3 separate regions of the Homo sapiens genome follow, and regions 1 and 2 are each linked to region 3. Evidence: chromatin contacts called from ENCODE Hi-C or POLR2A ChIA-PET data. All regions are on one chromosome and are shown on one strand. Each heading gives the region's core, a stretch centred on a gene start or an enhancer-like site at or near the end of the contact. The rest is flanking DNA. Distances are from core to core; before and after follow the strand shown. Region 1 has its middle 41 kb from the start of LINC02416. Region 2 overlaps PCED1B (PC-esterase domain containing 1B). Region 3 has its middle 120 kb from the start of SCAF11.

What was found. A loop is a pair of places that touch in the nucleus more often than their neighbours do. ChIA-PET counts read pairs that join two places held with the same protein, here RNA polymerase II (POLR2A). Pooled maps may share reads with other maps.
Region 1: a loop to region 3 is called in a pooled map, with 6 times the contacts of the local background. The contact joins two enhancer-like sites. A Hi-C loop is called at or near these places in 3 of 37 single-sample maps with no recorded cell type and 2 of 50 pooled maps.
Region 2: a pooled map shows a loop between it and region 3 (2.5-fold over the local background). The contact joins two enhancer-like sites. A Hi-C loop is called at or near these places in 1 of 37 single-sample maps with no recorded cell type and 2 of 50 pooled maps. POLR2A ChIA-PET finds 5 or more read pairs at or near these places in 1 of 52 experiments (OCI-LY7).

Annotation. Positions count from the first base shown.
Region 1 is chr12:47,311,504-47,314,203 of GRCh38, forward strand. No RefSeq gene overlaps it. Among named protein-coding and RNA genes, the nearest start is that of LINC02416, 41 kb to the right of the region's middle. RefSeq lists an enhancer at 1,316-1,365. Within about 2 kb of position 1,433, at least 3 of the 41 ENCODE cell types and tissues checked have a DNase peak (open chromatin) inside an H3K27ac peak, as active enhancers do.
Region 2 is chr12:47,190,933-47,193,632 of GRCh38, forward strand. All of the region lies in intron 2 of PCED1B (PC-esterase domain containing 1B), which reads left to right. Among named protein-coding and RNA genes, the nearest start is that of MIR4698, 4.5 kb to the left of the region's middle. Within about 2 kb of position 1,284, at least 4 of the 41 ENCODE cell types and tissues checked have a DNase peak (open chromatin) inside an H3K27ac peak, as active enhancers do.
Region 3 is chr12:46,107,578-46,110,338 of GRCh38, forward strand. No RefSeq gene overlaps it. Among named protein-coding and RNA genes, the nearest start is that of SCAF11, 120 kb to the left of the region's middle. Within about 2 kb of position 1,279, at least 2 of the 41 ENCODE cell types and tissues checked have a DNase peak (open chromatin) inside an H3K27ac peak, as active enhancers do.

The DNA of each region.
Region 1 (2,700 bases), core at 183-2,682, 1.2 Mb after region 3:
TCAAGACCATCTCCCTCCCACTACCCAGAAAAGCTAGCAAGAGTGAGCATCTCCAAGCAAGATGGGGTACAATTTTATGTTGCACAATCGTATCCCATCAGCTTTGCCATATTCTACTGGTTAGAAGCAATTAACAAGTCTCACCCACACTCAAGGGGAGGGGATTTACACAAGACATGAATAGCATAAGGTGGGTGTATTAGTCTGTTCTTACACGGCTGTAAAGGATTGCCTAAGACTGGGAAATTTGTAAAGAAAAGATGTTTAATTGGCTCACAGTGCCACGGGCTGTACAAGAAGCAAGGCTGAAGAAGCTTCAGGAAACTTTCAATCATGGCAGAAGGTGAAGGGGAAACTGGCAAGTCTTACATGACAGGAGCAGGACAAAGAGAGAGCGGGGAGGTGCCACACAGTTTTAAACAACCAAATCTTGCAAGAAATCACTCACTATCATGAGAACAGCAAGGGGGTAATCCACCCCCACGATCCAATCACCTCCCACCTGGCCCCTTCTCCAACACTGAGGATTACAATTCAAGATGAGATTTGGGCAGGCCACAGACCCAAATCATACCAGTGGGCATCATGGGGGCCCTCTTAGACTCTGCTGCATGTTTCATTTCACGATTATTTAATATAATTTTTCATATAATAATTTGTCATATAAAGGAGGCAGATATTTAAAAATTGATCTGCTCAGGGTGTCAGATGCACTAGGTACACCACTGCCCTTTATCCTACTTAATTTTTGTCATAATACTTGCCTGATTTATTGTATATTTTCATTATTTTATATAACATTTAATATATTTATATATTTTATTAATATATAATGAACAATAAAAGTTTATTAATATATGTTCATATTTCATAGTCTATATTATTTAACATTTATTATATATTTTATGTGTTATTCACCTTGTATGTTTATTTGTTCATTGTCATCTCCGCCTTATAACCTCCTTAAGGGCAGGACTTTTTCTGGTGTGTTCACTATATTCAGCACCTAGAGCATTGGCTGGCACATTAGAAGAACTCAATAAATATTTGATGGCTAACTATGTGTAATGTTCAGAAGTGTTAATATAGGAGACTAGATTGTAAACTCCCCACGTATTTTAAAATCTCATAGATTTTTAAATTAGGTTTTATATGAACCACCCTCTAGCCTTTTAGTTTTCCCCTAGCTTTACCTCCTCATTTCTAAATTTGTTTGTATTTCTAACCCTGTACTTTGTCAATGTGATACTAAAATAGCTGAATATAAAGTGAGATTTTGGTAAATGACCCATGATTTTTTTTTTAGTAATACCAAATGACAGTCCATCATAGCCAGTCTGTCTTCTGGCAGCCCTGATTTCTGAACTTTGCACATATTGGAGATTATTTTGCTTCTTTCTACCTACAGAACATGTAGGGGCCTGGGGATGTGGCAAGAATCTCACACCTCTTGGAAAGAGGAAGTGAAATTGGCCTTTTGCAACTTCATTTTAATAAAGGGCCTGAGTTAAAGTCTAATCCCAGCCGGCTGAGCCAGTGATAATGTAAGAGTGTGTGTGTGTGTGTGTGTGTGACCATTTTCCTTGGAGAATCCTGCTTCTTAGACTATAATCCTAGATATTATAAATGAATAAATAAATAAAGAACCATGAAACTCTGGTTGGCAGCGCAGGTTAATGATCTGATTGTGGCAAGAGAGGACCTTGAGTCTTATCAATTTTGTATGTTTGTACTGGGGGAGCTTGTAGGGAGGATAGGGTTGCAGCAAGTACTTGTGGAATATTGATGGATATTCAAGGCAAATATAGACCCAGGAATTATGAAGTAAGCACTTACAGGAATCCAAAAGCCCATAAATTAATGGACATCTCCAAAGCATTGTAATACCTTGATAGTATAAGAATCGTGCTCTCTAATAACTTAAAACATGGCCTTATTTTTGAAATCAAAACCTTCAGCATAAACACATGTCCCTTTTGTGCTTACATACCTTATGGCTGCCATTAGCTACAGCTCTTTATACATGGGGCACTGTATATTATTATTAAAACCATCCAGCAAAAAATGATCTCCTGTTGCAACTTTGAATGTACTTAGTGAAATAACTTTCCAGACCTCATAGAGCATTTGGAAATATTTTCCTTATATACAGAACTCTAACTACTAAGTACCATTCTTTCCCAAGGTCTTCAGAGTTCTTTTTTCTTTTCTTTTCTTTCTTCCTTTTTTTTTTTCTTTTTTGAGACAAGGTCTTGCTGCATCACCCAGGCTGGAGGGCAGTGGCATGACCATGACTCACTGCAGCCTCAACCTCCCAGGCTCAAGCAATCCTCCTGCCTTAGGCCTCCCAAGTAGCTGGGACTACAGGCGCATGCCACCACGCCTGGCTAGCTTTTTAATTTTTTTGTAGAGATGGTGTCTCACTATGTTACCCAGGCGGACAGAGTTCTTATTTCTAGGAATAATAACATGAATATTTACTCATTCATTAAAAGAGAAAGGTTTTACGCTTAATACTTTCGTTGTTCTGTTTTTTCTTAAGGTCAGCACCAGAGCTACTTAATAAATAATTGTGCTGTCCTGAAACCACTTTGGGGTAACTCAGCAGAGAACCCAGGCTGCCAACCCAGGGCAATATGAGTACAGTTCCTTCAGGCTGGGAGGGATCCTGGGCTTGTGGCCACCCTAGGGGCTGCATAT
Region 2 (2,700 bases), core at 34-2,533, 1.1 Mb after region 3:
TCTGGATGCCATCAAGGAGGTCTCCATGACCTAAGGATCATTGTTCTTTAAAAGAAAAACCAGTTCATTAATCTTGCAGACAGCCCCTGGGGGTCAGGATATGAAGTTAATCACTTATTAATGACTACCCTCTAACGAAATGACTATGTGCAAGCAAACATGCATGGAGGAAGACAAGGACAAAGAAAGAGGAAGAAGTAAAATGAACATCTTACGATTTTTATAATATAGGCTTGGTGACATCACCTTCCCAACAGACACACAGGGCTACTATGAGTATGCCCATTTACAAATGAGGTTGAATTGAAGCAGTTTTTACAAAGGGACACCACTGACCCTAAAGCCCTGAGCTGTCTGTTTCCAGACTTTTTTCACTCCTTTATCTTCTGCCAGCTTTACGACTCCATACATTTAATTCCTCAGAGACCACTATTTTTGTTTAAAATCTCTAAGTTTCTTCCTAATTCTATACCCCAGTGTCAGCATTCAGCAGTTCTATAAGATCTCAAAAGATTATTTCTCCCAAATCCTCACCTTGACCCTCCCCAGGCAAACGTTCACATGTTCACAACCCAATGCATTCACTTTACTCTCATCCTAGGCAAATTGGGGGAAGTCATGTTTCCATTGCAATCCGGAAGAAGAAATACCGCAGGCCTGCCTCTCTCCACCCAGGACTTGGGCATAGTCATCATCCAGCCTTTGCCCTAAAGCAGAGGTTTTCAGCCCAGGTTGCAAAATAGATTGCCCTGGGAACCTTCATAAAGCTGGACACCTGGGCTGCTCACCCTGAGGAATTGAGGCAGAATCGCTGAGGGTGCGGCCTGGACACAAAAGTTTTGGGGTTTTTTTGGTTTTTTTGTTTTGTTGTGTTGTGCTTTTTTTTTTAAGGACCTGGTGATTCTGATGAGAACCACTTGCCTGCCTTTCTCTTTGCCAATCTGAGTCCATTACCATTTTCTTGAGCTAACTCAGACATCATTTTCTTTAGATACTCTATAGGAGCACCTAACATGGCGCTTGCCACAGAAATGATTGACTGTTTTCTCTCTGTACATCCTCATTAACTCCAACTCAATAGAACACCAATTTAATTTGCCTCCTTTGTATAAATGTATTCAATCCACCCCGTATCACTGTAGAATATCTATACATTGTTCTAGAATTACTGTTTTCTTATTTTATGTGGATCTGGCTTGCTTTAACTATTTCAAAAATGGAGGCTACGCTTTTTTTTTTTGTTTTTTTTTTTTTGCCTCTTTCCATAGTGCCAGCAAAGAGCTTCTAAATCACGACAAACAGTAAATGCATGTTGATTATAAGTAAAACCTATTTTTGCTTTCACTTTCCTTTGATATGAAAGTCAATTAAATAGGCTGCAGAGAACAGGGAGTTTAGAAGGCTGAAATAAGAAAAATATGTAGCCTGGAAAAAAAATGGAGATGACCAGTAAGCAAAGTGAAATTGTATATACTGCAGACTGATCGGCTCTATCCAAATGGGTGCTCCTTTTGGATATGAGCTCATTCAAATGGTAAATGATTTCATTCAAAACTTTCCTTTGGGAAAAGTCACTTGGAGAGTCCACTTTACATAAAAGAATCCAATTTAATCTTCAGTGGAAAAAGTGGAATTGGACGAGGGCAGAGCTCTCCTTTCATTTTAGAGAATAAAAGTGGCAGCCTGGATCCTGGTCCAGTCTCTGGTACTAACTAGCTGTGACTTTGATACATCATTGAGTCCATCAGAGCTGACTGACTCCCAGGGCTCTCCATAGCAATAATGGTAATAAAAATAGCAAACATTCATGGAGTTCTTGCTGTGTAACAGGCACTGTGCTGAGGATTTTTCATGCATTATTTCATTTAACCATCATTCCTTGAGACAAGTACTATCATTAACCCCAACTGAGGAAACTAAGGCTCGGAGAGATTAATTTGTCTAAGATCACAAAGAAAATGTATTTTGGTGAAACTATTCATTCAAGCCTAGCTCCAATGTCCATTCTTCTTTCCTCACGTCTACATGAGACCTTCCTTATCCCCATATTTGCAAGCAGAGTACATTATTCTGGGCTTACTGAATGCTTTATGCACACAGATATTTTAGCGCTTCTCCCATTGTATTTTGCTAATTGTTTTTGCATGTCTCTCCTAGCTGACTGCAAAAAATGAATTCAAGAGCTGTATTCTATTTGTCTTATTACTCTCATCACTTACTGTAGGGCTTAACAATTAATAGACTCTCATATGTACCAAAATATGAACTCTCAAATTTGTTGTATCCTCAGAGAGGTTGAGTAACTGACTCAGGTTCACACAGGAAGTACAAAGTGAGACCGGATTTTGCATTCCGGCATCTGACCGTCCCCACTTCCTATGAGCATCACTGTCCACTCAGAGTTGTTCAAGCCAATGCAGAAACCAGGGAACCATTCTTTATAATAATTCCCTGCTCACAATTCCTGAATTCCTGCCCCCTTCCCCCTTTCCACTCCAGTCATTGTTTCAGCCCATCACCTTCTCCCCAACCCTCAATCACCATGGTAATTCAGATTACTGCCTTCACTCGCCTGGATTACAATAGTTAGGGTGTAGGATTTTGGCTGACCCCCAAAACAAAAGATTAAAAATTATGGATGACTTTTATAAACTACAAGCAAGTCTTACAATTTCCCTCAGAGACAAAGATATACTTCTG
Region 3 (2,761 bases), core at 29-2,528:
AATTTTTGTTTCTTGTAAATAATATGTATTTCTTTGTTGTTTTTACTTTTAATATTTTCTCTTTCATTTTAGCATTGCATTAAGTTGGTTGCCAGCATGCCGGGAACTGGGCAGAGGGAGGGGGCTAAAAGTGAGGGCATCTCCCTTTGCAGTATGTAAACTTTCTTTTAATTCTTCTGTTTTCAGCATGTGTCCTCAGTAGCGCCTGGCATCCACAAGTCCAGACTTGTCTGGTTTAACTTGCACTCTTCTGCCTGGTGAATTAGAAGTAGCCACTTGGCTACTTGGGTGTTAGAAGAGTATTTGGGGGATTTAATCTTACTTTTTAAAGATTTCCAACCAATTCTTCTTTGGTCTGCTGCTCTCCCTGTCTTTAGAGGTCCTGGTGCTCTTAATTACTTGACTTCCTGGGGTTCAGTAACTTGAATTACCTTGATTATTTTTCATTTCCTTTATTTTCCACCACTCTCTCTCTCACATCAACACCATAGGTTTGGATTTCTACTTTCTCCAGCTCAATAAATCAACTATCATTTATTGATCCTAGTTCTAGCTTCCAAAATTTTGTTGGCATTTATTGTCTTCTCTTCCATTGTCATGACCTTACATATTTAAGCCTTTAAAAAATTTTTCTTTACTTTCATTTTGGTCGGGTTTCAGAAGTAGAATAAGCGCTTGTGTTAAATCTGTCATGTTTTACCAAAATCTCAAGGACTATATATTTTTTTCTTTCTATAAGTTCCATTTAGATTTTGTAAAATCTCCACTTTTTTCTCTTAGGGTCTTATTTTCTTGGTATTTTCATAGGATATGTTTTGAATACTTTTAAATGTACTGATTTTATCATCTTTTTCTGGTTGCTCTTTCATCTCAAGTCATTGGGGGTGTAGCTGACCTTCTTTTTGTCTGTCTTTTGACATTCACTAATGATGGGTTGTGTGGGGCTTGGCTGCTTTTTGGTAATCCCATGTTATATATGTTATAGGAGTGTCCTTCGATAGTAGCTTTGTGTCCTGCACACATGGGAAGGACCTGCATGGACTAATTTCTAATGTTAATTTTTTGGCATGGGAATTCCTAGACTACGAGGGTTATATGATTCCAGTCCTTAGCTTGTGCGAGGTATAGAACCAGGGTTTTGATTTCTTAGTGACATATATGTTTTTTCACTGAGCGAAAGTCTTTCTGGCCTTCTCCCTGCTTCACTGAGGGGTGTCCCTTTGAGATTCTTGGTTTTACAGAGAGATTTTCAGTTTCAACTTTACCTCACATAGGCCTGAAGGAATTACCATCTACCTCTCCTTAGGAAGTGAAACTCAAGAGGATTATGGAGACTAATAAACATGCCTTGGACTATCACAGCATCTGCTCACATAATTACCACCCTAGTTTTCAGTTCCTGCTTTATTTCTGCACCTGGAGTTTACCCCCTTACTCCCACCAAGCTCAGACACACACTTTCATGGTTTTGCATTTTAAATGTCTGTGGAAGGAGGTCTCTATGTTTTCATGGCCTACTATCTTTCCACAATCCTGTTTCTTTGTTTTCTTCCAAAATACTGGTAGGTGGATGTAAAAAAATGCAAAGGCAGACAAAGAGCATGAGCAGCCACTCTAAATTGTCATAACTGAAACAAAAGAAGATGCCAGTTAGGTCCAAGATGGCAGCTTGGAAACATTGTTAGCATGCCTCTCTCACTTGGAAAGACAAAATAGTATGTAGACATTCATGCTGTGAACTTTTTTCCAGGAAGCAACACAGAAACTTAACAGGAAAACTGAAAGAAACCCCAGAACCTTTGAAAGAAGTGATGGGCTGCAACCTGCACTGTGAACCAGGCAGAAAATTGTTTAAGTCCCTAGAGTGGGAGAAGGGGATAAACTGCCTCTGGGATATATACTCCCACAGGGGAGCCAGGCAATCCAGGCCATGGGGGAAAGGCCTTAACCCTACTCAATGCTGCAGCTGACTTAGTGAGTGGTAGGGAGAAGATGAGGAGCGGCATCAGGACATGCTTTGCGTGCACTCTTAGACTCCAGTAGGGATGGAGGGAAGCCATTCCTGATCCTACTTCTCAGGGGACCTTGTGGAAGTCCGCCAGCTAACTCAGGCAGTGGTTATAGGTTGAGAGAAGCTCCCAACTGAGATTTGTAATATAATCTCAAGCAGGGATAAACTACCGTGGCCAGAACTGAGGGGTGAATGGGAAGTGGGCTGTAGCCAGGGGCACAGGAGGTGGGTGCTCCTGTTTCACGAGCAGACTGGGAACTGCATGGCTTGAAAGCCACGGTTTCTGTCTCCATGGGGAAGGCTTATGGCCTGGGGCAGATTTGAGTTCTGAGCACAGACTGCCCGGAACCTAGCTAGCTGCTGCTAGTGGAACACTGTGGTGTGAGACTTGCCTTGCCAAGTGCATGCCTGTTACTCCCCACTCCCTGGGTGGACATTTCTGTGCAGCAGAGGCAGCTGTGCTCCTCCCTGGAACATTACTCCAGTGGCTAGGGAACTGCCCTCCTATCCCCACTGGGACTGCTGCTTGCCCCACATGACTGGAGCCAGTGTGGACTTGCCTGACCTAGCTCCTATCTGACTTTGCCCCTCCACCGCTCCTGGTAGCATAACACAAGCGACAGAAGTTTTGGGAGCTTTATGCCCTGCCCATTGCCTGAGACACCAGAATGCTTCCCCTGGGTGATATAAGGCAAGCACATATTCCACTCCTGCCACCAGAGCTGGTGCTCTTTGGCAAGTGCCACCTCT